Regions from separate parts of the Homo sapiens genome. Here regions 1, 2, 4, 5, 6 and 7 are each linked to region 3. Evidence: chromatin loops called from intact Hi-C (ENCODE). Cell type or tissue: endothelial cell of umbilical vein. All regions are shown on one strand.

What was found. A loop is a pair of places that touch in the nucleus more often than their neighbours do. Peaks named below come from ENCODE experiments on the same cell type or tissue, not always from the same donor. Only the 100,000 strongest peaks of a DNase experiment are listed, where the experiment ranks them.
Region 1: it touches region 3 in a loop (11-fold over the local background); 5 of 110 quality-filtered maps call a loop at or near these places.
Region 2: it touches region 3 in a loop (5-fold over the local background); 5 of 110 quality-filtered maps call a loop at or near these places.
Region 4: a loop joins it to region 3, with 5 times the contacts of the local background. A loop is called at or near these places in 4 of 110 quality-filtered maps.
Region 5: it touches region 3 in a loop (4-fold over the local background); 2 of 110 quality-filtered maps call a loop at or near these places.
Region 6: it touches region 3 in a loop (5-fold over the local background); 2 of 110 quality-filtered maps call a loop at or near these places.
Region 7: a loop joins it to region 3, with 15 times the contacts of the local background. A loop is called at or near these places in 8 of 110 quality-filtered maps.

What each region holds. Positions count from the first base shown.
Region 1 is chr2:181,104,698-181,108,697 of GRCh38, reverse strand. No RefSeq gene overlaps it. Among named protein-coding and RNA genes, the nearest start is that of LINC01934, 17 kb to the left of the region's middle. RefSeq lists an enhancer at 1,222-1,723. In endothelial cell of umbilical vein, a CTCF peak has its summit at 3,983 (motif pointing left); DNase peaks (open chromatin) are centred at 1,657 and 3,967; H3K27ac peaks cover 894 bases.
Region 2 is chr2:181,740,701-181,744,700 of GRCh38, reverse strand. No RefSeq gene overlaps it. Among named protein-coding and RNA genes, the nearest start is that of NEUROD1, 62 kb to the right of the region's middle. In endothelial cell of umbilical vein, a CTCF peak has its summit at 1,718 (motif pointing left); a DNase peak (open chromatin) is centred at 1,660; H3K27ac peaks cover 900 bases.
Region 3 is chr2:182,130,574-182,134,573 of GRCh38, reverse strand. It overlaps a transcript of PPP1R1C not described here. Among named protein-coding and RNA genes, the nearest start is that of PPP1R1C, 150 kb to the right of the region's middle. In endothelial cell of umbilical vein, no CTCF peak of the experiment used is centred here; DNase peaks (open chromatin) are centred at 1,143, 1,773 and 2,343; H3K27ac peaks cover 2,554 bases.
Region 4 is chr2:181,068,783-181,072,782 of GRCh38, reverse strand. No RefSeq gene overlaps it. Among named protein-coding and RNA genes, the nearest start is that of LINC01934, 53 kb to the left of the region's middle. In endothelial cell of umbilical vein, no CTCF peak of the experiment used is centred here; DNase peaks (open chromatin) are centred at 72 and 2,492; H3K27ac peaks cover 1,312 bases.
Region 5 is chr2:182,066,957-182,070,956 of GRCh38, reverse strand. The region is part of intron 4 of PPP1R1C (protein phosphatase 1 regulatory inhibitor subunit 1C); the gene reads right to left. Among named protein-coding and RNA genes, the nearest start is that of PPP1R1C, 83 kb to the right of the region's middle. In endothelial cell of umbilical vein, no CTCF peak of the experiment used is centred here; no DNase peak of the experiment used is centred here.
Region 6 is chr2:181,952,269-181,956,268 of GRCh38, reverse strand. It overlaps a transcript of PPP1R1C not described here. Among named protein-coding and RNA genes, the nearest start is that of PPP1R1C, 32 kb to the left of the region's middle. RefSeq lists an enhancer at 458-1,657. In endothelial cell of umbilical vein, a CTCF peak has its summit at 1,827 (motif pointing right); DNase peaks (open chromatin) are centred at 1,128 and 1,818; H3K4me3 peaks cover 300 bases; H3K27ac peaks cover 1,337 bases.
Region 7 is chr2:181,571,717-181,575,716 of GRCh38, reverse strand. CERKL (CERK like autophagy regulator) reads left to right here. Exons shown (of 13, transcript NM_201548.5): 3 at 1,833-1,964. Among named protein-coding and RNA genes, the nearest start is that of CERKL, 83 kb to the left of the region's middle. In endothelial cell of umbilical vein, a CTCF peak has its summit at 2,402 (motif pointing left); no DNase peak of the experiment used is centred here; H3K27me3 peaks cover 499 bases.

The DNA.
Region 1 (4,000 bases), 1.0 Mb after region 3:
ATAACAATGGAAATTGAACAACTGGCGAATATTAAGCTTTACAGACTATGTTAAGAGTTTTCAGAAGTGAATTTCCTCAACAATTTCTGCCTTTGGCATATTTAAATGTATACTGACTTGTGGTATTATTCATTCAATATTTCACATCTATGTGTTATCTTCACAACTGGGCTGTAGCCACCCAGAAATAGGGACTTTATTCATGCACATGGTGGGCACACAGTGATACCTGCTGAAAAAATAAAAAATTAGAAAAACTTGGATGACACACAACTCTAGTTTCTGGTATTGAGCAGAGACGAGCAAGGGTGGGCCTGGAAGTGAAATCTGAGGCATGTTACTTGAGTGAATTATCAGACTGGAGAAGAAAACTCCATGTACATTAGATATGAACTTCTTTCTTTCTTTTTTTTCCCATTATATTCTCAGAAGATGAACTAACGTAGAATTCTGGCAATGACTGGTTCTTTAAAAATAGCATATCATGTAAATAAATGAAAACTATAGTGCCCCTGAAGTTTTCAGAATCATTTCACCAAACATTGATTTTGCCACCAAATTACAAGTAAGCCAGATGCAAATAATTTATCAGTAGGAGCAATAAGAGAGATTATGTTATGACTATATTTTATTTGTCAGAAAAGTAACTAAGGTGTTGACTCTGAGATAGGGAATACACACACACACACACACACACACACACACATACATATATATATAGGTTTAGAAAACTATATGGTTCAAAATATGCCTATGATGCTCCTGATTCATATTTTAATGTATTAACTATTCCATAATTACTTAGAAAATTATGCTTCGATTCTGGTTAAAGATGGATTCTGCAAGAACATAGAAGCTTCTCATGCATACAGTATTTAAAATAGAATGAAATTAGCAATCTGTATCTTGAAATTATACATAACATTTAGCTTCATTTAAAATTAGAGTGCTAGAAGAAGCAGATTTCCATGGCATTTTCATTATGCAGAGAGGTAAACAGCAAATAAATAAGCCATACATGAATATGAAATTAACAGCATGATAATTGCTTTACTCCTAGAGTGTGTACAATATTAAATCCTCAAATAAACACTTACTTAACCTCATTCTCACGTGTGCCTATTGCTATCATCAAAAGCAGTATACCTAGAACTCAAACTAAGTCAAATTCCACGATGAGGTACAAAATCCTCAGAAATCATTGCCATGCCCTGGAAATTTCAGAGTGATTTCTTAGGAGTTCTAGTGCTGGTGGTATATTTGAAAACCAGTGAACACAAGAGAAAATTTAGAAATGAATTAAAAGAGTACATTTCACATATTATTATTATCTTGTTTATTCCATCATACTTAATTTCTTTGCTAATTCTTAAAAAGCTTCATCCAGATCATCCATATAGGCATTCCAGGGAAGTGCTTCCTTCCTGCTGAGACCACCTGCAAGCTCTCTCTCACTCTAACACAGACCCCTGCTGACTTGCTTTACAATATTTATGCAGGAAACTGTTAAACCTTATTTCTGTTGAATTGTTTCTTCTCTGCATAAGGCAGAAATGCTTTTCATAGTTTTCTTATGGCTCTTAACAACAACTAAAGCCTGTCTTGTGCTCTGGGCCCAGACTTGACCTAAATTTAACCCTAAGTAATGCTTTCTTCATCTTAGTCATAGCCTGAAAGTGACTCATTTATAAAGAGGCCACTGGTACAACTGGAGTTTTCCAGTAAGCAAGGGTTAAAAGGTCAGTAATAATGTTACTGCTACCCTTATGAGTATGCAACTGGTAGAGTTCAAAGTTATTTGGATATAACCTGACAAAAACATCTCATCATTTTCCACAGGGTACTTGAGAGTAAGATTCAGAAGGGATATATGGCTTGTGTACACATGAAACTGTCTTTCCTAGTCAGAGACATCAACCACTTCATTGGAAGCCAGCGACTAAAAAGTAAAATAAAATAAATTAAATTAAATTAAAATTAAAATTAAAATAAAACAATTATGAGATCCAAAGAAAGGAAAATCTTGTTGTCCCAAATAAGCACCTTTAAAAATAATTGTTTTACTGTTCTAGTGATGAAATTAGTATGTCTTTGTTGATCCACTTAAATTTGACTCAATGGGTAAATTTAAGCCTGAGGCTTTTATGCCATTATCAGAGGCTCTGTCAGTGAGTGCTTTAGCCTAATTACATTTGATGCAGCAAATCAACAAAACCACTGCTGGTATGACCTCTGCCAAGAGGACTAGCGAGCTAGACAAATGGAGCTTAAGATGTTATTAGTTGTTCTGTTGCAAAGTTCCTGATACATCCCGACAGGAGGCTGTTGCATGACTTGGGCATGCATCCTCCAGATGGCATTCTGCATTGGCTTGTGGCAAGGCTCACAGGGATACTGGCACATTTTCTCTGTCAAAATGAAAGTTTTCCAATTACAAGGAGATAATATGAGGAGATGCAAACTTAATCTCTTAAACAAAAGGTTGCAAGCTGTGTAATAGATATTTCAGGGGAGAGATTTCACTATAGTTCAATTGATTTAAACGTTGCAGATCACAAAATGTGCTATCTTTCCTAATAAAACCAAAGAATCAGCTGCAGTTGGTGCTATTTACTGGAACAGTGCTATAATGCTTTCATCATCTAAGAGATGCTTCTTTTAACAGTGTTCTTCCATGGAGTTGGAGTCTGTGCTCATTTTTTGTTTTTTTTCCTAATGTGTAAACAGGTACAAAGAAGCCATTTTGCTTTTAGTTAAACACCAAATGCCTTAAATGAAGTCTTCAAGTTTAATGTTAAAAGATACCAAATCATAGAATTTCATTAGGAAGACTACAAGTTAAATGGTAAGAAAGCCCTATTATCATCAAAACCTGTAAGACAACTTAGCTAAAATGCCAACAGTATTTTCTAACCCAGGGAATGCTAATAAAAATGGTATGTAGAACCCTCAATCCCTATGAGAATGAGGTGATATGCATCAACACTTATCCAAAAATAACTGACTCATCCAAGTAAATCAGTAAGTACCTTGTTGTAAGGTTACTTCTTAGAAAGATAGGGATTTTCAAGTTGACATAAAAATGCTAAGACAAAGCAGGGGAGCCCTCGTAGATCCGTTTCTACAAATCCAACAAGGACACTACATAAGTGTAGAACGTGTGCCAGCTCTGAGAAGAATGTTTTACAGGATAACTACAACCACACTCTTGTACTAAATGCATTAAACAGAATTTCAGCAGAGTTTAAGTGTTGAAATGATCATACAGTTCTAATGTAAGCAAAGATTCTTCAATATTGATACTGGATTACTTTCTTCTGTGGTTTAAAGAGAATTAACTGATCCAAAATTTCTAAGCACATATTCAGAATATTAAAAGAGAAAAGGTACATTTCCAAAAATTAAGGTAATTCATATACAGAAAAATATTTTTATCTCAAATTTCAAAACATTTAAAAAATATATTTTAGCCATTAAGATGAAGATCAATGTCACAAGGTTGTGCATAAACACTGAATTGCAGTCAATAAGGTAAAATCATAGTGGGCAGCTGCCTTTTGTCATTTCCATAGAAAGTAGCTAGGAAACTGTCATGTCTTTACTGAAAATTCAGTCAGCTAAATAAAGCAGGAGTATATATTCTAAGTAGTCTCAACTGCAACATTGTAAGATCTGTAAATCAGCCAGAAATATAAGCAAGGCCTTCGAATCTCTCCGAAAACTTAACAGATTCCTACCGAAGAGTTAACGTTTTCATGCAAGCAGCATTTTTAAAAAGCTTCAGCATCAACATAAAGTGGTCTATAACAGCTGTTGTAAAGCTCAACATCAATTTTATGTTGGCTCAACTACTAAACAGCAATCACAATGGCATCCCTTAGGAGGTATTTAAGGGCCCAAGGGTATAGCAATTTAAAAACTGAGTAGGAAATCAAAACAAATTCCCAGTCTGTTTACAAAAATACTTCTCCCTATGTTCTTGTACCACCACCTAGTGGTT
Region 2 (4,000 bases), 390 kb after region 3:
AAGGTTGCACCATTGCACTCCAGCCTGGGCAACAAGAGTGAGATTCCATCTCAAAAAAAAAAATTAAAAAAAAACCACACACACACATACACACACACATATATGTAATAGTAAATTCTGTATGTGACTTTTAAATTTTATGATTTTCCTTCGGGGATTTTTATTCTTTTTACCTCTTACCTCTGCAATCCTCTGCCCTGCTCACAGACCAGCATTCTGAAGAGATTGAGTTTTGAAATAACTGAAAGAAATTGATTAGAGAGCAAGTGTGTAGTTTTTACATAGCATTCAATGGCCAATTAACATGCCTTCTACCCACTCACTAAACAATCTTGGGCATGTTAATTCTCCATCGTGGGTCTCTCTGGTTCTTTAAAAAATGAGAATAACAACATTGACTTGTTTTGAAGAGGAAACAGCTAACACAGCCATAAAGATTACAGTTCATCAGTGAGCCTGTGGAAGGCTAATCTCTAATATCAGTCAGTGTGCGATATTCACCTGGTTGTTTCGTTTGGGGAAAACTTCTGGAAACAAAATAGTACCCATTAAGAAATACAGGTTTTTCCCTTCCACAGTTGCCAAAGTTTGTTTATTCTGGGGGTTGTTTGTTATACTTATTTTTTTCCTTTTCTAATTGTTTAAGGTGTTTTGGAAATAAGATCATTATCCTCATGGGCATCTGCTGGGTAGAGTACCCTTGAAGGTCAAGATTTTTGCACGATTCATCAAAGGAAATAATGAGGCAGTAAGTAAATTTAAAGTCCAGACTCAGGTTCTTTGTGGGGGGAAAAAAATGGCAACTACACACTTGCTCTCTAATCACTTTCCTTCGGTTGTTTCAAAACTCAGTCTCTCCAGAATGCTGGTCTGTGAGCAGGGCAGAGGGTTGTAGAGAGAAGAGGTAGAAAGAAAAAAAATCAGTTGAAAGATAATATTTTTGGAAAATTATTACTAACTTTAAGATTGGACACTTTTTAAAGGCATCGTTACAAAGTTATACAAATATATCAAAAAATCTGATTATTATAAATATCATAACCAGTTTTGACAAAAATGAGTCATAAAATGAGAATGTTTCCCTTTCCCTACAGGTTTGACTGGCCATGGTAATTAATTTTAACATCTGTTAAGGTCACTTGCTTTGTAAAATGACAAATTATCAAATAGCAGGGCCATAAAAGAAAAGTGACAATTGCATGTACATTGTGCACCACATGGCCCAGTTCAGTACCAATATAGAGAACACCACAGGCTTGGTAAACAATAGGGATAATATGGCCTGTGTTAAAAAGAGAAGATTTCTATCAAGTAGTGAAAGTACAAAGTCATATGATAAGTTTTGGCCTCACAAAGATGAGGCTAATATCATTAGCCATTTATTGCAAAGGAACAAAATTTTTTCAAATTAAACTCATGATGGATTTTAATCACTTGGCTAATGTTAGTAAATGATTATGCCTCAAGCCATTACGATAATGATCATTATTAGCAAGAGTCTGTTTTCACAATGTTTATAATGCTTAAAATTAATCCAGAAGTCAAGAGTCATTAAATCATTTCACCTGCAGCAGAATTTAAAAGTCGCACATATTTCACATAATTGCAATTTAAAAACAAAAGCTATGAAGGCAGTGGAAAAATACACAAGAAAATCAAGCTATTAACTACAGTGCCACCAAGCGACCAACCTCAAAATTCCACGTATAATCAAAAGGGCAAACATACGAAGGAAAATAATTACATGCAGAAAAGAGACCACAGCAAGAACCTCAGATGGATGCTGATTATGGACCTCAATGAATCTCAGAACTCTAAAAGGTCAACTTTTAACTATCTAGAATTAACCGTTTTGATCTAGGAAACTTCAGGGATCATCAGTGGATCACCAGAGAGCTTGCAAATTGCTGAATTTGAAACACAGATGGAGATAAGTCCTTTAAAACAGTAGCTAGATTTTCAAATGTAAGAAAAAAATGTATGTTTGAGTGGTATGAAAGAGTTGACCATTCCGGACGACATGGTATGGTCTTCAAATACAAAGAATAAAGTGTGAACAAAAGAGAAGATTATAATAGAAAACATTTAACTATATCCCGTAGAATCTTTCCTAGTTGTCAGGTTTAAAGTCTACAAAATGTTGGAATCAGACCAGATGATTTCTAAAGTCACTTACCAGGCCAGAAATCCTATGGCAAAGATCATTGAAGTCATGTGACCCCACAAATTTTATGCAAAACATGGACATATGTGCTTGTAGAGTATGAGATTGTACTCTAATAGTTGAACTGATAACACACCTCAATTGAAGTAAAACACTAAAAGATGTTAAAGAAAAATAGAAAAAAAATTTAATCTTATAAATCCAGACAAAAAATAATTTGGAAATAACTCTTACCAGTAATGTTTGAATCATTTATTTATTCATTTATTCATCAAGTATATCTTGAGTTCTAACTATGTTGCAGGCATATGGGCTAAGTTCTAGGGATAACAACATACCATAGGAACTGTTTTCCAAGATGAGAAGATATCATTAATAAAAATAACTCAGAATTTATCATGTGAGGCTAAAAATATATGGGTTGAAAAAGGGTAAGAAGTTAGACTGGCTTCCAAGGTATATATAGATTCATTATAGTCTATAGACAAAAATATCTGACCCCACCCTTATGAGCTATCCCTGGAAATACTGTCTTCATTCTTAGGTCAAGCATCATGAAACTGACAACCAACCAGCCAATAAAAATGACTAAGGGAGTGACGAGTCTGAATTACTAACAGGAGAAACTTAGGAGCTAAATATAAACCATTTTACTGTATAGACTGACCAAACCAGGTCTAAAAATAGAAAACTAACATGGGGGTTGATATTGTTTTCCATTGCACAAGGAGATAATCATGGGAGTGGGCAGTAAGATAGAGTTTGGAAGAGGAAACTTCAGATAATTTCAGAAAAAATACATCCTGTCAGAGAAAATTATCCCATTAATACAATCACTAGGGAGCAATGTTAGAAATTCCATTTGTTGATGGGTTGGGAACCCACTAACTGAAGCTCTAGGGCATGTGTTTTTATTATCCCAGGAGTAGAATGGGCTGCTGGTGCCTCTCAGTCTCTGATTTACACTCTGCAAATGCTCAGGGCAGGAGTGGAAAATCATCAAGGAAAATCAAGTGCGTTCTCTGTGGAATACGGAAACGGATTATGGCATGTTTCAAAGTTACAAACTATTCAATTAAGTCATTTCCCCCTTCACTTGTTGCTTCTCTCCTATTGGTTCCAATGAAGGAGCCAAACAGGCCCAACACTCTACTTTCCTGAGGAGAGAACTGGAGTCCAGTCCTAATGCCAACTAAAAGTAATAACGAGAAATTTTTTTTTCTAAAGATTGTCCACATTTGCCATGCAAAACAGCTCAAATTTCTGGTTCTCTTTCTCCTGTCCTGAAATAAACAAACATGCAAAAATGTCACCTGGGCAAGGTGAGTTAGTCCAAGAGTGTTCAGTGTATCTGATTGCTGCTGACTTGTCTACACCCTCACAGTCCCTTACAATGACCTCTAGGAAATAAGAACACGTCCTGATTTTGTTGGACAGGTGCAACACTCAATCAGCTCATACTTGGCTGTAGACTGACCATGCCAGAGAGGGCCAGCCATTGTCTTCTGTTGTATTTTTAAAGCACAGAAAACAAAAAACAACTACCTTTTGGGTTCTGTGACTAGGCACCTCTGCTCAGCTTCTATCCCCAGTTTGGAGGTTGGAACTCAGTGGTGTTCTTCTCATAACTTCTGCCTGGTGGTTTGGACCTTGGCTCTTTGAGTTAACTATATGACTTCTGATTTTAACCATCTGCCATATTTCTAGACTGACAACTGGCTGCACTTATTGTTCGTTTGTTTCCTGATATATTTTTTCCCCTCTCTTAGACCTAAGCTATGAACCCAATGTTGATTCATAAAACTTTGCAGTAATCTTTGCTTTGATCTATGAGGA
Region 3 (4,000 bases):
TATTTCAGGTCAAAGAACTTGGTACCCTAGGAAAAAGAATGAGGCTGCTTCTGCCAGGGACAGTCACCCCAGGAGCTCCAGCTTCTCCAGGCCCTGCTAGCCACCCTGAGGACTGCAAATGTCACTATCTATCTCCAGCACACCTGCCACTCATTCCCAGTACACACATCCGTTTGGAAGGCCTGGCTACAGCACTGGTTCTCAACCCTTAGCATGCATCAACATGGCCTTAAGGGTTTGTTAAACTACAGAAGTCTAAGCCCCATCCCCAGAGACTCTGATTCAGTAGTTCTGGGATGGGCCTGAAGCAAAGCTAATGCTGGTAGACTGGGGATCTCACTTTGAGAGCCACTGGCCAGCAGGTAAAGCTTAAACTCCTTAGCATAATTTTCAAAGCCCCTCACAGCCTAACCCAGCCCATTTTCAGTCTAGCCTTCATTACAGTATTCACTGTTCCTGATGCCTTTGCACTGAGTGCCTCTTCTACCTGAGTCTTGCTGCTCCCTTTGTCATCTTTACCTGTCCCTGTCCCTTCTTCCTCTAAGGATCTGTGCATTTGCCTGCTCTCTTGCAAAGCCTCTTCTCATTCCTCTAACCAGAACTCCATCTCCTCTTTGGATGAACACTGATCTGCTATCCCTCTGTGCGAAAGAATTGCAGCTCTCTGTCATACACTTGCTGCTAGATTTTTAGGGAAAAAAGCACTGAGTTTTACACACTGTAAATGTTCAGTAAATATTTGTGGAATAAATGGATGTGAATAAATGAATGAAGGCAGGAAGGAAAAGTGTATTATTATTTGTCCTGCTTGGTATGTGATTGAGTCAGTCCTTTTCAGATAACATCTCCAGTTAATTTAGTCAAAATAAGACCCACTTTTCAAGCACTTTAGATCTGCAAAATCCCAAAAGCCATTTATGTTTTTTTTCTCAGAGCAGACAAATGGGGAGTGCATCAATTCTTAATAGCATACTAAAAGCAAACCTGAATTATGTGAGAGAAACAGTAAGATCTCTTCATCTCTCTCTTGTCTGTATGCTTGGGGAGTTGGGTCTGCTGGTGTAGAGATATGTTCATAACAGCAAATCCTAAACTTTGCTAAGAAGAAAAGTTCACATTTCCTAGTTGATTTCCTACAGCCTTGACGATTAATAATGGGAACCATACAGGATTTAGAACAATAATGACTAATTCTTAGTCATTGGTGGTTGGTAGCTGCTAACTGTAACATTTTCTAATCTGAAGACATTTCTTAACCATTAATACTTTGATAGAATGGTAAAATAATGACAAAGAATATTTAAAGGGTCCAGACAGTATCTGACCCATTTTTTGGCCCTTGATGAACAGAAAATAATATTATTTTGTATTTATCCAGATACCATTAAATTTGTTACATTTTATGTGGAAGACTTGAGGCAAGAAATATCTCACCCAAGATAGCTCATGAAATTTGGCCTTCAGTTCAATTTTGGACTTCACTTTGTCACTTACCAGTGCTGTGGTCTTGGACAAGCCTAAATTTTTTCATCTATAAAATGGAAATAATTAAAGTGCCTATCTAATAGGTACTTTTGGAATGATTAAGTGAAATGTTCTATACAAGGTGCTGAGAATATCACCTGACACATAGAAAAACAGAAATAATATGAGCTATACAAATAAAAACCTACCTAGAGCTTCACCCCTTTCTTTTAAAATTAATTGATATTTACAGTTTCAAGAGCATAGCATGGCTTTAACTTTAGTAGCAATATCTTAAAAGTCCACATGATGGAGAGGTTGCTCCATGCAGAGTAGACCAGCCATTCCATAGTAAAGATTATATTATCATTAATTTACCACTTATGTCCTTGCTTGAGAGGAAGGCTAAATTATACATATATATTAATTAGATACAGAGAGAGATTAATATATAGATTTATATATATATGTGTAGGTAGATATGTTGATTTGTTCACTGGTTGCTATATCATGTAGATATTCTATTTGGGGGAACAATTTTAATGCAAATATTAAACAGAAAAATATCAACATAAAGATAAAATAACAGTAACCTTTGTATTTCCTAGACAGCTCGTTAAATAAAAAATATCTTCAGACATCCAGGTGCACTGAGAAGCAACAATAGCAATTTCTCAAAGAGGAAAACTATGTACACATACACATACACACACACACACAAACACACACACACACACACACACAGCAGCAAACTCCCCCAATTTCATGGACTCCTCATTAGCAAAACAAGCTTTCTGCAGAGGAAATGAAAAAGGAAGGGACTTTTCATAAGTGGAAACTGTCCATGTGAGAGGAACAGACTCATTCAACAAGCATGGTAAGTCAGCTGCAGTCTAAAAGTCGAGTGTGTCAACACTGAAATCACCATCAAACCTTTCCTCAGACAGAAATGGGGGCAAAAGGAAAATAGCCATGGTGCAAAAGACGCGTTCATGTGGAAATGACTTAGCAGCAGTGGACAGGAAGCTGCTAAGAATAAGTTGTGTGGCCAGAGAGGGAGAGGGAAGGAGCTGGCCTTGCCCTCCCTCGGGTCCTCTCCCTCTGGCTATCTTTCTCTTTTCACCGGAGGCACCCTTTGTGAGGACCTCCTCACCTCTGTTACTGTGTCCAGTTTACTCTGGATGTCCTCCTCTGTTCTCACCTGGCTTCTCCCTAACAGACAAGAATATGGAAATTATAACTTTGGGAGGTATTTGTTTAGTAAAGTGTTTTTCTGTTTTTGTTTTGTTTTGTTTTGAGATGGAGTCTCGCTCTGTCACCCAGGCTGGAGTGCAGTGGCGCGATATCGGCTCACTGCAACCTCCAACTCCAGGGACAGTGACTGCAACCTCCAGCTCTGCCAGGGACAGTCACCCCAGGATCTCCAGCTTCCCTAGGCCCTGCTAGCCACCCTGGGGACTAATAATTCTCCTGCCTCAGCCTCCTGAGTAGCTGGGACTAAAGGCACATGCCACCATGCCCGGCTAATTTTTGTGTTTTTAGTAGAGACAGGGTTTCACCATGTGGCCAGGCTATTCTCAAACACCTGACCTCAAGTGATCTGCCAGCCTTGGCCTCACAAAGTGCTGGGATTACAGGCTTGAGCCACTGCACCTGGCCCTTTAGTAAAGTTTTATTTCTCTGTGCTTAATTTAATAGAAATCAGGTTAAATTTCTTCTCTATCTTTCCTTTAGAAACCTTCTTTTTTATTTCCATACAGCAAAACATTTTATGAATATACATATATACATATTTAGTGTACATTTTATATATATGTGTATATATACATATTTTGCATACACATACATGTGTATATAGAAATGTATACAAGCACATATATAAATTATAGACACAAACACACACACACACTGCTCAATAGAAAAAAAATTTAACTCCACATTGCACAATGAAAGAAAACAAGGAGATTAATTTTGGCAACTGTATTTTCCCCAGAATATTGCATTAAATTATCTTCTACAGATATAGTTGTGGGTGTTTATGATGACAATGTCTATTTTTTAACACTGTTCTGCCAATACGACAAAAAACTTACTTTGAAAAATCTTATTTAGGTACTAACCAGTTCCAATTAACTCCTTCCTATATATTCCATTTATTCTGACAATAAAAGTGTGTAGCTCGAGCTTGTTATCATAGGCAAGTCCAGGATTTAGTAGTATCATTCCTGTCTTAGAATTGACCTTCATGTCATTTTAATTTTTAAACTATTGGGTGTTCTCAAAAGCAAATAAAGGACCAATGTAATATTTAAAACACTTGACAAATGTAACAAACAAGTGACAAATTCAAAACAGAAAAATCTATGTTTCATTAGGGTAAAAGAAGAGAGCAACATATAATTAGTCTGCTTAGGAAAACACATCCACAGAATATATGCTGCAGGAGAAATGTAACAGGAGACTCACTCATCTACTGCAAGGCTTTGAAAAATGTTGGTATCTGTAAACAATAAAGAAAGAAAAGATATTCTTCTCT
Region 4 (4,000 bases), 1.1 Mb after region 3:
GGAAATGTTCTCAATGAGTCACTATCACTTTCTCTGAGGAAATATGTTTCAGTGATATACGGAACTGCTGCCCCTGGTAAGAGTGACTCTGGTATTTCACTAGGAAATGAATGCATCCGAAGCTGCTACTGAAATAGATGCTGCTTCATCCAGGGAGTACACTGATGTAATGACAGAAAGTGGAGTGTGGAGTTTATTCAGTAAACAACAGACAACCACTGAAGTTGAAGCAGGGACTGTCCTGATAAACAGTTTACTCTGGGAAGATTAATGTGATAGTGGTGTGAAGAATGGGTTGGTGTTGTTTGGATGAACAAGAGGATAACTTTTAAAAGATTCCTTTAGATAAGGAATAACCAAGGGCCTGAATGAGACAGTAGGAGTGGAAGGAAGAGAACAGAATCAAGACATGACTTCCTTCAGAAATAAGAAAAAAAGAAAGCAACTACCACTCTAAATGTGAAATATTCTAAAGCAAACTTGTCCAACCTGCAGCCCACGATGGCTTTAAATGCAGCCCAACACAAATTAGTAAACTTTCTTACATTATGATATTTATGCATGGGCCATTTCTTTAGCTCATCAGCTACCGTTATAGTGTTAGTGTACTTAATGTGTGGCCCAAGACAATTCTTCCAATGTGGCCCAGGGATGCCAAAAGATTAGACACCCGTGTTCTAAAGAATATTATTGTAATCTGCTTACGACAGTTAAGAGTCATATCCTATTTTTTTTTCAGATAAAAAGTACAGTTGGGCTTAAATGTGCAATAATCACAGCAAAAATATTGTTCAGAAAGACCCAATCAGGAAAAGAAAAAAAGTTTCACTTCTAAGTATTTAACTCTTGGCTTTCTAAGTTAAGTAGTTAAACCAATTAAAATTCCAACCTCTTTGCTGACTAGTTTTTCAGAGAAAAGCAAAAAAATGGCCCCACTTCTTACATATCAATCTTGGGAGGCAAGAAGTCAGGACAATAGCAGGGAAAGGTAAGCAGAAAAAAAGGTGTGAGCCTTGGTCATAAGCTGTGACTGCCTTATGGATTTTCTGGAAATGAAATCTGATCTTCAAATTCCGTACTTCCTGAGTGAGGTACAATCCAAAGGGAGAGAAGGCTTGTAACTGAGTCTTGCCACGGGACCAATGGTGGAAGTGAGGGTCACAGAAATTGGTCACTATGTCCTTCTCTGACCACCACATCCATAAAATAGAACAGGGAAGAATACTCAGTTTTCTAGAGTCATTTTTCCTCTAGCAAACTCAGGGACGTCATCTGCCACACCATCCACTGAGGCTTTTCCAAAGCTCTGTGTAACTCACCTTGGACACCCCTCTTCCTGACTAGACCATGATGACCTCTTTGGGAAACACAGCGTAACTATTTTTGTGTCCAGCATTTAAAGCAGTATTAACTTTCAGCAAATAATTGAATTTCTCTAGTTAAAATTGGTGTCAAGGTAGATTCTTCAATGACTTCAGGAAAATCACTTGAATGAAACAAAAATTAAGGTGCTAAAGATTCAAACAACTGCTAAACCATACCTGATGAAAAAGAGGAGCCATTCGAGCTGATATGGATGTTTTAATTGCATGTTCATTAACATGTTAACTATGAAATAAACGAAAGGCTCATCCAGATAGACAACTCAATCATTCATTTTTACACTTGACCACAAACGACTAGTTACTCTGCTGGACATTAATGGGTCACACAGATGTATGAACTGTCGTCTCCCCATTCTCACTTTCAGCCAATAACATCTCGTTTCATGGAGGAGTAGAAGCTACCAAAGAACTTCCTACGAACCACATCTACCCTCCAATCTCACCTATGCCCATGTCCTCTGCAAATTCACAACAAGGGCCAAACACCTCACTTGTACTAGATCCTATCCCCTCTTGCTTATCTAGGGGAACTCAAGAATTTGGTGAATGACAATGCTGCTGTAAGTGCTGGATGCTGCACTTCCCAAAGAGCTTCTGCTCTAGTCAGGGAGAAAGACAGATGTCCAAGGTAGTGCAGAACTTTGAAAACACCCTGAATAAATTATGTAGCAGATAACTTTTTCAAGGACACTGCTCCTCCTCCCCTACACCATCCACTTCCTCCTCTCTAATCTTTCCTATCAATATACAAACATGCTGTAATTTCTCCCATCTTAAAGAAACTCCAACTACTCCCTACTTCTCTATTTCACTGCAAAATTGTCAGGAGTCTCCAAGTTCTCTATTCCTTGTTACTTTATTCAATCAAGCTTTAATTTCATTGCTCCAACAAAATTGCATATAAAAGTCACCAGTGTCTAGGACTCCTGAGTTGCTAATGGCTATTTAGGTCCTTATTTTATTTGGCTTATCAGTAGTCTCTCATGGGGTAGATCATTCCCACCTCCTTGAAACTTTTTACTTCCCTTTCAGGTTATCACACTCTCCTGATTTTCCTTTCACTTCTTGAGCGTTCCTTCCTGGATTACTTTGCTGACTCATCTCTCCTCAGCCTCCTAATGCTGGGAGTGCCTAAGCTTCTTTCTTCTCTAGCAGCACTCATTCCCTTGAGTGAGTGATCATAGGTCTCACAGCTATAAATACCAACTACACACTCACGTGTCACAAATATACATCCCTGGCCCAGAACTCTTGAATTCCAAATTTGTATATCCAATCTTGCACTTCCATTTGGATGTTTAATAGGCATTTCAAACTTAACCTGTCAAAAACTAAGCTCATAATCTTTCTCCCTATCCTGCTTCACCCTCGAGTTTTTCACCTTGGTTAATGACAACTACAGCCTACTAGTTTGCTCAGGCCCTAAACTCTAACTCCTTTTTCACACCACATATTCAATCTATCAGCAAATCTTCTTAGCTCTATTTTTAACCAGAACCTGACCTTTTCTTACTACTTACACTGCCACCACCCAGGTTGAAGTCACTGGTATCTCTCACCTGGATTACTGCATTAGCCTCCTAACTGGTCCCCCTGCTCCCAATTCCTTAGCCCCACAGCAAGTTTTTCTCTGACTGATCAGATTCTAATAAATCATGTCCTGTTGCTCGTTGGCTAAAAACAGCTTCCAGTGGTGTCCCATCTTATTTAGAATACTAGCCAAACTCCTTAAAATGAAATACAAGACCCTATGTGATCTGCCCACCTGTCATCTTCTTGACCTGGCCTCCTATTCCTCTCCTAGTTGCTCACCTGCTCCAGCCCTCCTAAGCACTTGCTACCTTTTGAATGCATTGGGCATGCTCTTGTTACAAGATTTTTTCAGTTGGTATTCCCTCCGCCTGTAGGACTCTTTTCCTATGTGGCTTATTCCTCACCATCTTCAGCTCTTGACTCATTTTTTAGGTGAGGTCTTCCCCGACTACCCTTGTTATAACTGTAATTCAACCTCCCCTTTCTTTCTCCCTCACTGCACACACTATTTCCCTTCCCTACTTTGTTTTTCTCCATAACACTTACCATCTAACATACATATATGTGTGTGAGAATGTGTGCGTACGCACACACACACACACACATATATATATACACTTTTAAATTTTTTTGGTCTGTCTCCTAGCAATTGAAAGTAAACTCCATAAGGGTAGGAATTTTCGTGTATTTTATTCACTGCTAATCCTAAGCACCCAAACCAATATTCCAGTGTACACAACTAATAACTTACTGAATGAAATAAATTGGATCCCTTATTTCTAGGGGCTCATAATTGAGATGATATACATACACAAGTAAAACATTATATATGTCCTTAAAAAAAAATAACCATGGAAGAAAAAACATGGTGTCTCATGCATATTTAAAATGATCTTCACCATTTGAGAGTTCTGTGACCACAGCAAGAGTTTAGCAGAGGGCTAAAAAGTGCTCTTCAAACGATGATAAAGGAATCAGGTAAGGGGTGCCAGTGAAAGCCCTACAGTGTTATCCCCTCATACTCTTTATCTCATAAATTAATACTCTTCTTCATCACTTTGTAGATGAAAACTTGAAATGCT
Region 5 (4,000 bases), 64 kb after region 3:
TGATAGTGTGTGAGGGAGTTATTGTGAGATCTGGTTGTTTAACAGTGTGTAGCACCCCCTCCTCCCTCTCTTCCTCCTACTCCAGCCATGGAAAGTGCTGGCTCCCCCTTCACCTTCTGCCATGACTGCAAGTTTTCTGAGGCCTCCCCAGAAGCCGAGCAGGTGCTAGCATCATGCTTCCTGTACAGCCTGTGGAACTATAAGCCAATTAAACCTCTTTTCTTTATAAATTACCCAGTCTCAGGTATTTCTTTATAGCAATGCAAGAACTGTTTTATACAACTATTGATTTACCAATTATAACTGTGCCATACTAACATGAGACATAAATAATAGGGAAAACTGGATATGGGGTATATGAAAACTCTCTGTACTATCTTCAGAATTTTTCTACAAATCCAAACCTGTTCTAAAATATAAAATCTAACTTTAAAACATGTAATTTTGGTTGGGATTTATTCTGTTTTAAAGGTAATATTATTAAGAAGAAAGACAAAGATGTGAAGCAGAAATTTTAAATTGGAATCAAATGAACAAGGGCTTCAAATGCTTTGGAAAGTGATATTATCTACATAGTCCCATTAATGAGACCTATTTAGTCTTTGCATGGCAGCAAAGTTCTTTGTGATGGTCCATGCAGAATTTAACTGCCCACATTACAGCATCATCTTAAATGCTTCACAAGTGTGCATGAGCAGGAGGAATGATCATGGTATGAGCCACGTATTCCACTTTTCCATGACCTAGTCCATTTTACTCTCCAGACTTATATGTAAATATGACTGTCCCTTCTGTGATCTGAAAGTGGCCTTACCCTCCTGTCCAGTAAGCCTGTGGCGAGTCTCCTCCCATCTCCAGATGTCTTTGTCTAAATCCCTATTAAAGGACTTACCATGCTATGCTCTATCCACTTGTATGTTGCTTCCTCCAGACTGGTCTCCCACAGGGCCAGGGCTCTGCTTTTCACCTCTGCATCCACCCCACTTTAATGCAGCATTCCACACATGGCAAAGGCTCATATGTGATTGTGGCAGTGTGTTATTAGTACTTACACAATTGAATGTTGCTATTTGCTTATTTGGGAAATATTTAAAGAAACTGATTCTTGATTCAGCTATTCAAACCCAATGCAAAAGTTTATCTTTTTCCCTGCTTCTCAAATAGAAAGCAATTTTAAAAGCTGTTATGTTATTTATACAGAGAAATATAAATTTAAAAGATTAATTAATTTTAAAATAGGTTAACATATATATAGACAAATGAATGGAACCATATTGACAAATGGTGCTCTTCTTTTCCAATGTTTAAGTGGCATCACATGAGATTAATTAAGTTACTGGACTCTGTTTTAAATTTGCAATTCAATTTGATTTATCTCAAGGTCTTTTAAACCTTTTAACCTAATAATCCATGACAATGTCATAAAAGATGAAGTTCACCCATACTTGCTGGTATTTTCCTCTTCCTTCATTCTCTCTCAATGTTGACCTCCAAAAAAAAAAAGATACCTTAGTGACTTGCAAGAAAGGTACATTCTCAAATTGCTTCTCCAACCTGACTCCACCCTCCACATCCAAAGATGTGAGGAAAGATGAGCATAAAACTCAGTGGAAGAAATTAAAGAGAACCAGAGGAAGTGGGTCTGGAAATAGGAGCATACTTGGGTTTAAAAAAAAAAAAAAGAAAGCGAGACTTGTATATATTTAGAATGTTCCTTGTTATCTAGAAATCTGTCAAAATGTTTCTTGAGCTGCATAAATATGCCCCACCCTACACAGTAAACAAACTGAGCCAGCACAAACAAAAAAGCCAAGATTTAGAAAGGAAAATGTGATGAATACCTGAAGAACACCCACAGAGGGACAGGAGTGTTTATAAAAGGAATGTAGTGTGGTGGAGATGGCCTGATGAGAGGCTAAGAGATCTTGCTGCCTTCTCTTCCTGCCTTCAATTTTCAATGTGCGACGGGTAATGAGAACAGGATATTACAGCAGTCTATTCCTTTTGAGAGTTTTTTTGAGTCATAATTTTAAGGAGATTTGAAATCAGGAAGAGTGAACTGGTCACATTCCAATACAGCCATGGTTAATTTACCTATGTTGCCTAAGCGTAGGCTGCATTTATATGGTGTGATGATTTCCTTCTCATCCCTCTGGCAAGAAATATTTATTGCATAATCTGCTATAGCACCCCAAAATTCAACATCAGCTATCATTTTGTTTTTCAACTTTTTTGAACTGCAAGGCTTATTAATTGAAATATCAGTATCTCTTACAGGAATGTTATAATAGTCGGAAAATAAAGGACATGATGTCTGAGGACCGGAGCTAGGTGAAATGAGGGAAAAGCCACATTTGTTTAAAAGAAAGCAAAATGTTGAAGATAAACTTCACACGCCGACCTGAGGCTTAGTGCTAAACAAAAGTGGAGTGAATGTTGCAAGCGTGGTAATCCACATGGATTTTACATCTAGGCATCTTAAACCCGACTTTTCAAGTCTCACTGGGATGAAAACAAAGCTATTTTATTCTCCTGGAAGTCCTTTCACCTCTCCTCTGTCTCTCTCAAAATCATTCCTTCATGCTGCAGGGTGAAGCAGAAACGGAGGAGGAGTATTCGCCACTCTCAATTCAGGGTTCAAATAATTATTCAAAATAGTTCCACATATTGTGTGCCTGATCTAAGCATTTTCTTTACACATTTTGTTTCATTCAGTCCCTACAGCAATCATATGTGGTAAACAACACTTTCATTTTCCCCATGAGAGAAGTGAGACAGGCTAATCCTGTGAAAGTTGCAGATACTAGGATGAAATCACTTTTTTGTCAGGCCCAAACACACTAAAGCAAAAAGCCAAAAGGAGGAGTTCATGTTATATGGCTGAGATAAAGACTGTCTCAAGGACTTGCTAAAATAACCTCCCAAGAAATTCTTTCTTTAGGACTACTGCAATTCAGATAAGATGTTCTCAAAAGAATACCGGTTCAGTAATGGCATCTGCAGCCATTACTGGACAGGTATGTCCAGCAATGTAATTAAATTGCCATTCAATTATATTGGCAATTAACTGATGCCAAATCTGGCTCTGAGTGTCCGAAACTAATAAACTCTGTTTCCAAGTACCTTACATGAACTTCCCCCTGTGCCAATAAAACTTCCCTTTACCCTTCCCACTGCGGATGCATATGTGGCTTGCCTTAACTGTGCGTCTTGGGTCATAATCTTCATTTCTACTTCCCAAATACATCCAGCATATTTGAATATATTTTTCTTTGTTGTTGTTTTGTGGGGTGAACAACCCATTGATTTTCTGAAGGTTGCACAGCTAATAAGTGGTGGCATTGAGGGTGGAACCGTGATGGCTTGTCCGCCAAAGTCCATGTCCTTTCATATTGAGTTCCAGGAAATCACCATGATCAGCAGTTTTCCCTGATTGGAAGATCATGTTTCATTTGGTGATCTGAAGTACGTCTTATTCTTGCCATTATTGCCACTTTCATCTTCCACCCTCCAAAATCCATGTTAGCCTTCTTATTTGTCCAGGTTGATTTGCTCTCTGATTTATTCTGTATTTGTATTTATTTCTTTATTATGAGAAGGGGTTGAAAAAAAAATCAAGATCATAGCCATCCTTGGAGAAAAAAAAAAGCTTCAGTGTTAAAATGCTGTAAGCATACAAAGGTATTTTTGACATATCAGAAGTCTGTTTGACTTAGAAGAAAAATATCTAGATACTGAAGTCTTTACAAGAAATCATGAAGAATGGGAGGAAAAAGATGTTTTACAGAAGTAAATGAAAAATCTGACTGGCTATGCATTAAGAATGGTAATGCAATACTAATAGGCCCTGCTCTACAAAGTCATTTTTAAGTCAGCTGCTTTGTTTAATGTTCCAATTTCCGTTTAAATCAATAGCACTTACTTTGCTTTCTTCAGTAGAAGGCATTTGCATTCCAGTAAAACACACACACACACACACACACACACAAACACACACACA
Region 6 (4,000 bases), 180 kb after region 3:
ATATACACCATGGAATACTATGCAGCCATAAGAAAGAATGAGTTCATGTCCTTTGCAAGGACATGGATGAAGCTGGAAACCATCATTCTCAGCAAACTAACACAAGAACAGAAAACCAAACACCACATGTTCTCACTCATAAGTGGGAGTTGAAAAGTGAGAACATATGGGCACAGGGAGGGGAACCTCACACGCCAGGCCTGTGGGCAGGGGTGGCGGCGGGGAGGTGGGGAGGAGATAGGGGAGGGATAGCATTAGGAGAAATACCTAACATAGATGATGGGTTGATGGGTGCAGCAAACCACCATGGCACATGTGTACCTATGTAACAAACCTGCACAACTTAATAAAAAAGAAACTGTAACACAAAATGAGATTAATAAAATTTAAAAAGTATATAATATTAAAACATGCATAGACAAAAGACTAGACCAAAGCACACCAACATTTCAATGGCGCTTATCTCTGTGTGCTAGAATTGAAGATCATTTTATTTACTTCTTAATAATCAAGAAAAGTGTTATTTATGAAAAAGATAGTGTATAAGCTCCTCCCACTAATTTAAATTTCCCCCAAAAAAGGGCTTAGTAGACAAATGTTACTTTAGAATGGACAAGTTTTGAAAATATATTATTATCAAGGCTTGTATGAATTGAGGTGGAGACATTTACTTTGATCTCTTTGAATTACCACATATTGCCTAGAAAACACTCTAAAATAGAAAGCCTCACAGACTGTAATGGAACAGTTTTTGTTGGTAGTGATGAGATAAAACAATCAGACATTTTAGTAACACTATTTCCTTGATTGACAAAAATCAAAAGGGAAACGATAATTACATTTAAACACACGCACATGGCCTTTCCCTGGTGGAAAAAAAAATTGTATTTGTGCTGGTCTCCCTTAAGTAATTTTTCAATGGTCCTCTTTCAAGTTATAAATGTCAACCAATTTGAAAGCATGGTAAAGAGGAAAGAAATATGTAAACAAATTTCATAGGAAAAGTACAGCTGATGAAAACAGGAATCTAATCAAGGGAGTTTTCAAATATCAAGTTTCCATCACATTGAAAGGTATTTGTTGTGACTCAGAAGGATGATTTATTTCAGATTTGGCATTTCCTGTGAGTCACACTTTTCATCTGGCCATCTTAGAATATTTTATAAACACGAACCTCAATAACATCTGTATTATTCTCTTTGTTTTATAAATGGAATAATAAGTCATCAAAGAGCTTATAAAGCTGACAGAGGTCACCTAGGATGAGACTGATTTTTGTATCAGCACCTTTCCCTGAGACAGCCCTCAATTAGGATTTGAGAACTCCACAGCTCCTGTCCTAGCCATTTCGAAACATGGAACCCATGTTTTTAACTTTTAAAAATATTTATGTATGGAGACATGCCTAGGGAAAAAAAATCTCTCTTTAAACACATACATACTGATACATATCACCTATCTATTCATATAGATACGAAGATATCATAGAAAGAGTTCATAACCAGTAAAATGGCAATAAAATGTTAACTGCCAGAGCCCAGCTCCTGATCATGGAAGTCTGTTTCTGTTTAGGCAGCCAAAAATATAATGGGGAAGTCTGTAGGAAATAGAAATGTTTAGAATTTTTTCCTAACCTTTTGTCAGTTGTGATGATTCTGACGTCTCTTAACTCTTGATCAGATATCAGAGGTTTCTGAAGTTTCTTGGTTCGTGGCTCTCCAAGGTCTCGGTACATTTTTCACTGTGTCCTTAGGCCAAAAGGAGTACCTAGCAGTTCAAAGTATAAAGTAACCGTCAGGTAGGAACTTAACAAGAGTAATTGGCATGATGTCCGACAGATGGCGCTGTGCTTTCCCTCGAAAATTTAAATTACTTCGCGGTGCTCTTAGACTTCACTGCTGGAGGGGGTCGGGGGAATGTATGTGGAGGTCGGGGTGGTGGGGTGGGGTGTGTGTGTGTGCGCGCGCGCGGGGTGTGTGTGTGTGTGTGTGTGTGTGTGTGTGTGGCGGGAGGCGGTTAGCGGGTAGTGGGGCGCGGGGGGAGGGGTCCCTGCCTGGCCACCTGAATTCAGTTTGTAAACCACAGCTGTAGATCACACATACATTAGGTGAAGTTTGCAGAAGAACTGGGCTTGGTAGAATTTGAAAACGGATGAAAGACATTCCATGGAGGTGCCTTTCTCTCATTTGAGAAACACCAGAAAGTTATCTGGTTCTAATAAAAAAGTCTATTGGTGTCCTTTAAATCTAATTACTATGGTGCTTGCCCCAATGAAGAGGGAAAAGAGCTGTCTCTTCTACTCACACATAGGAAGCCTTTGTCAAGCTTTAGCTATCTCCCTTCAGACAAAAGCCTCCAAAATTACAAAACCACTAAGTTGTTTTGTTTGACTTAATCTTTTCCTGTTTTGTTGTCTATGAATCCTTCTCCAACCCACACAGTCTTAAAGATAACAATATGAATAAAATTCATTTCTGCTTGCATCTGAATCACACCAAAAGAAATACACAGATTTTTGTACATACAGTAACTTTGTCTGGGACAGTCAGACTTATAAGAATAAATGAAATTTGTTTCCTGGAACATTGAAGAGATACCCAGAAGAAATAGGCAGTCTTCTGACCAACAGGTACTAAACTTTGCTAGTAAATCTGTGTGCTTGCCAGTTGGATGAGAGCAGTTGCATGTATTAGGATGCTCTGGACAGAAGAAATAATGGTTTTAAATGAATCTGCTGGTGAGAAGTTATAAGAGTAGAATCCTTATTTTTATTGGTTTGAAGTTACAAGAATAGAATCCTCGTTTTTGTGTGTTTGTTTGTTTTTGAGAGAGCCTCTCACCCTGTCACCCAGCCTGGAGTACAGTGGTGCGATCACAGCTCACTTCCGCCTTGACCTCCCAGGCTCAAGCAATCCCTCAAGCAATCCTCATGCCTCAGCCACCTGAGTAGCTGGGACTACAGGTGGGCAACACCACGCCTAGCTAAATTTTTAATTTTTTTGTAAAGACGGGGTCTTGCTATATTGACCAGGATGGTTTCAAATTCCTGGCCCCAAGCAATCCTCCTACCCCAGCCTCCCAAAGTGCTGGGATTACAAGCATGAGCCATCACACCTGGCAAGAGTAGAATCCTTTAAATTGCAGGTATTGATTTGCTGTGGAACTCTTTCTCCTGCAGGCAACTCCATGAGGCATGTATTTGGGAGAAGAACAGCAGGAATTTATTATTTATTTATTTATTTATTTATTTATTTATTTATTTATTATCAGTGATTAGTCTCCTAAGCCATACCAGGAATGCCAGAGAGTTTCTAATGAGAGTAAAAGACTTTGCTCAGAGATAAGTGCTTTTTTTCCAGAACTATAAGTGGAGTGTCTGCTAAGTGCCAGGCACTGTCTAGGTTAAGGGGAGGATCAGGGGCCATGTTAGGGGCTGAACTAGGATGACTCTTGCTGTCACTGAACTTAGCCTGGTGGTTAAGAACAACAGAGATTTTTACATCTCAGAGGAAACAAAGATATCAGGGAAATTCGCTTTACTCTCTTACCTTAATTTACTCTTTTTAAATGAGAGGGTTGGAATACATGATCTCTAAGCCCTAGTGCTCTGATTCTAGCACCATACAAAGTTCACTTCAAAGTCAGTGAAAGAGTTGCAGCAACATAAATAGACCTCAGGGTATAAACACTATGTAATCCAAAGGGAAAATAAAGATGACAGACTACATGTTTTAAAATAAACTCACTGTGGTTTTTAATTCTCATTTCCAACCTTGAGTTTTATGAGTATTGATTTCCTAAGAAAAGAAAGCCTACAACTGCTACCTTCCTTAAGTACCTTTATATTCATTTTAAATAAGGCCATTAAAAATTTCAGGCCTAGTATATATAACTTTCAGTTTAAATGTTCTCTTACCCTCACTTAAAGGACCTTTTTATGTAACTAAAATGTAAAGGTTTAATTTTGGACACATACAAAATTAAGCTTGACATCTACTGA
Region 7 (4,000 bases), 560 kb after region 3:
CTGCATTTAGCTCCATTTATTTGCTCAGGCAGCTCTCACTGCCTAAAATTTTCACCCCTGCTGTTTTGCTCAGGGGTGGGATGAGGGGTAATGAGGGAGGAAATTTTAGGGGGTGAAAACAGCACAAGCCAAAAACCCTGCTCAGATACTCCCTTCTCTTGAAGCCTTTTCCAGATCCCTAATAAGAATTAACCACCCTCTCTCACACACTCTGTTGTACTTTGTCCTTCTCTGTTAACCAGCCTCTGTGTTTTGTGCTGTCTGTATTTGTGGATACATCTTCCTCCTTTAAAGCACGAATCATATCTTAATCCCTTGGCCCTTCTTCCCAGTACTTAGCACAAGTGCTCAATACATGTTTCTTTAACGCGTGTAACAGAGGAAGGCGAGGAGAGTGAGTGGGATTGGGAGCAGGAGGATTCTGAATGTCATTTTAAGGGGTTTGGGCTCGCTCTTCAGGCAGCAATGAGCCATAGCCGCCTTTGAACTGTGCAGCACTGACCAGAGCTGTGATGCCAAAGGATGCAGTGGAAGGGGAGGACAGCCAGCATGCCTGGGCATGGTCCCCAAGTCAGAGGACATCAGTGGGAGAAGGGAGAAGGCATGGAAGCAAGTGGCTACCATCTTATGAATCTGAGCACTCATTCAAAGGTGGCAAGGAAAAAGGAAGGCATTGAGCACGGTTTTGAGGTTTCCAGCCTGGGTGATTGGAGGCTGATGCAGGCTTCTTACCAAAAAGGGCCCTAGGCAGTTTCACCAGGAATGTTTAAGGAGTTTATCATGACCCTATCTCTTCCTCGTCTAAAACTCTCCCTAAAATCAAAACAGTATGTCCTGTTGAAATACTTTATTGTATCAAATATAATGAGAAGTAAAATATTCTCTCTACTTGATGTATGAAACACTGACTTCTTGTAGTGGACAATTTTCACTTGTCTTTTTAGTAATGGTTTTTATTAAAAATAGATGTTAATAACTGCTTGTTTAATCTTTAAACGTGGCCCTCTGAGAGCAGCTTACCGTAAAAGAAACGGTTGTCAGCTTTCTTTTTGCTCCTCAGTCCCTCCTGCCCCTTCCTAACAACAGAAAATTTGCTTTGCACCTGCTCCAACTGGGTTCGAAGAGATAAGCATCTTGCAAGCCCAGAAAATTGTAGTATCAAATCTCAGCCCCAACTGTGAGGCAGCACTATCATTGAATCCCTGCTGAGAGGCGTTGCTTTCCCAATTCCCAAAAGAGTTCTTTCTCCCCTGGCCCCTTTTCAGGCTTGAACTCTGACCGAAACCCTCTTTTTAACTCCCAGCATGCACTGCACTTGGTACTGACACTGACCCATCCCTGCTTCCTCTGTTCTGCACTGGACTCATCAGTAGGTCAGGCGTTGGTAGCCCTGGGGTCACTGGGGTGCCCAATTCCAATAATGAGCACATTTAGCTAAGGAGAGGAAATGTACCCTTCTATTTGTTACAGTCCATTGCTTTTTTTCCAGAAACAAATGCTAAAAGAACATTTGATATATTGTGGTTTGGTAAATACACATAGCACTGCCTAATATTCACAAAGTTGCCTCTTTTTTTTGCATCTTCCTTCATAAATTAAATATATTGTTCTAACTCATGATTTATTTTAAGAGGGATATACCTATTTCACAGCTAGGAAAATGTTTTCAAATAAAGTTATATTCAGAATACTCTTGCAAGAATTTCAAATAAAAATAGCAAATACTATTTAAATGCATATAACATTCTAACAGACTTGTGTGTCATTTTAAAGGGAAAGAAAAAAAATGATGACAAGGACTTTACAACTTTGTCTTTAAAATTTCTTCTTAGGCTTTCCAAACAGACCGAAGTCATTAAAAATACTCCTTAACCCCCAAAGTCACAAAAAAGAAGCTACCCAGGTTTATTATGAGAAGGTTGAACCTCTGTTGAAGCTTGCAGGAATAAAAACTGATGTAACAAGTAAGTAATTTTCAGAATATAATTTCACCATCTACAAAAACATACAAAAGCAAAATAATCTGAATTTGTCCTTAATGCAAACTTGGGAAACTACTTGTAATATCTATAGCATTTTTACGTCTTCATAACCTACTGCAGCCAGCTCGAGGGTTATAATTTAATTATTTTTGTTATTTTTATTAGAATATTAATATTTTCTCTTTAGAATTTTTTCAGATATTTTTTCAGACTTAAACAATTGTTAGATATAATTACAAAGGAAGCTGTATACTTGTTTACATCTTCATGGAGATGTTTGCTACTTACACGTTAATTTTGCAGTTAGGCAAGAAATTGATTTTTTGCTCACTTATATAGTTGATGTCTTTCCATGGAATTCTTCCTTGGGTTGTTTTCGTTCTGACTCTGACCCCTGGTGGTTAGGTCAAAACTAAGCACTGAACTGCTGGTTTTATTAATAGATGAATTTAGAGATGCTAGAAGCTTAAATTTGTTGTCTAAACTAAGAAATGTACTTAGGTTTGTGCCAAGGAAAATAGAAACTTGTTAATGCTAAACTTAATAGATGATTAGTAATATCCTTTTTGATTTTTTTAATTTGGTAGTCACATTTCTTTGTTTCTTTGAGACTTATTTTCGTATGGTGGGGAACTGAGTAGAAGAGTCGATGCTATGGAGAATCGCAACCTTCCTAGCTTTATTTCTATGTGGCTTCGCTAACAGTGGAAATTTGCAATAAATTTTAATTGATGAAAAGTATTATAAAATAAGCCTACTCAGGGGACAAGCCCAGAGTGCAATTGGAACTTCCTAGTCCCAGTTATAGATTCCTAGGGAAGGGATTCACAGTGATGTGGCTTTACTCAGCTGTAAACAAAGGAGATAAGTTTCAAGATGTTAATAATATCATTGAAACCTACACCTAGTGATCTGATGGATTGAGGTAGAAGAAAGTTCAAAAAAAAAAAAAAAGCAAGTTTTGTAGGAAGGTCAGCCCCCATGAAATGTGCCTATAACTATAGAGGTTCGAGAGAAACTACCATGAAAAACTCAAGAGGAATTTTTGAATTAAAATAAAGTTATAGTGAAGAAGTTAACCTTTATGTTTGTGACCTTCGGCTTATTTAGAGGTGATTTACAAGTAAAAGAGAAAATTCAGATTTATGTTTTCTTTCTACTGAAGATTTCCAAAGATTGGCTGAAGGAAAAGTTTGAGATTTGTATTAGGGTGAGACAATTAAAAGTTGAATAAACATATTGGCATACTCAATGACTATTTTGTTCATTGCTTTTACATGTGAATACTACAAAGCAGCTTAACATGGATATTGCTATATAGCATTCACTTCAGGAATCTCATTGTATGCTTGCTCTGTGTTCAACATAGTGCAGGATGCGAGATGAATAAGCTATCATACTTGGATGACTTTCTACATTATTAGAGATTCAAAAAAATGCTTAAAACCATTATAACTGGGGTATACATAAAAGAACTTTGATGTCTCAGAGGTGATATTTTGATCGGAAGATTCAAGAAAAGCATTTGAACTAGGCAGTTTTTAAGAGGCAGACAAAAAATGAGGGAAGGAAGTCAGGCTAACAGGCATGTACTGTAAAAGTTGGGAGGGGGGGCGGAGAGAGAGAGTGTGTGTATGTGAGAGAGTCCATGTGTGTTACACCCATACATCTGGAGAGTTTGTGCCATAACTTTGCTCTACTTTCCTCAGTTTTTACATTATCTGAAATCTTACTCTATCATCATAAAATAGCTGCCAGTGAATTTCATCCTTTCTTATTAATATCCAGTGGGATGGGGAGAGGTGTGCATATGTGTGCAAGAGAGACCCAACATGCTTTAATCCTGAAGATGAATTAAAATTTCCTTTTTTAAGTTTGGGCACAGATACTGTATTAGCGCAGTCAATCTGGAATAATCATTTATTTAACCATCAAGACTCTTCCCAGGGGCTGAGGACAGATCCCCTTTTCCTGATGACTGAAATGCCTCAGCTGAATCTGGATTCTGTTAGGGAGAA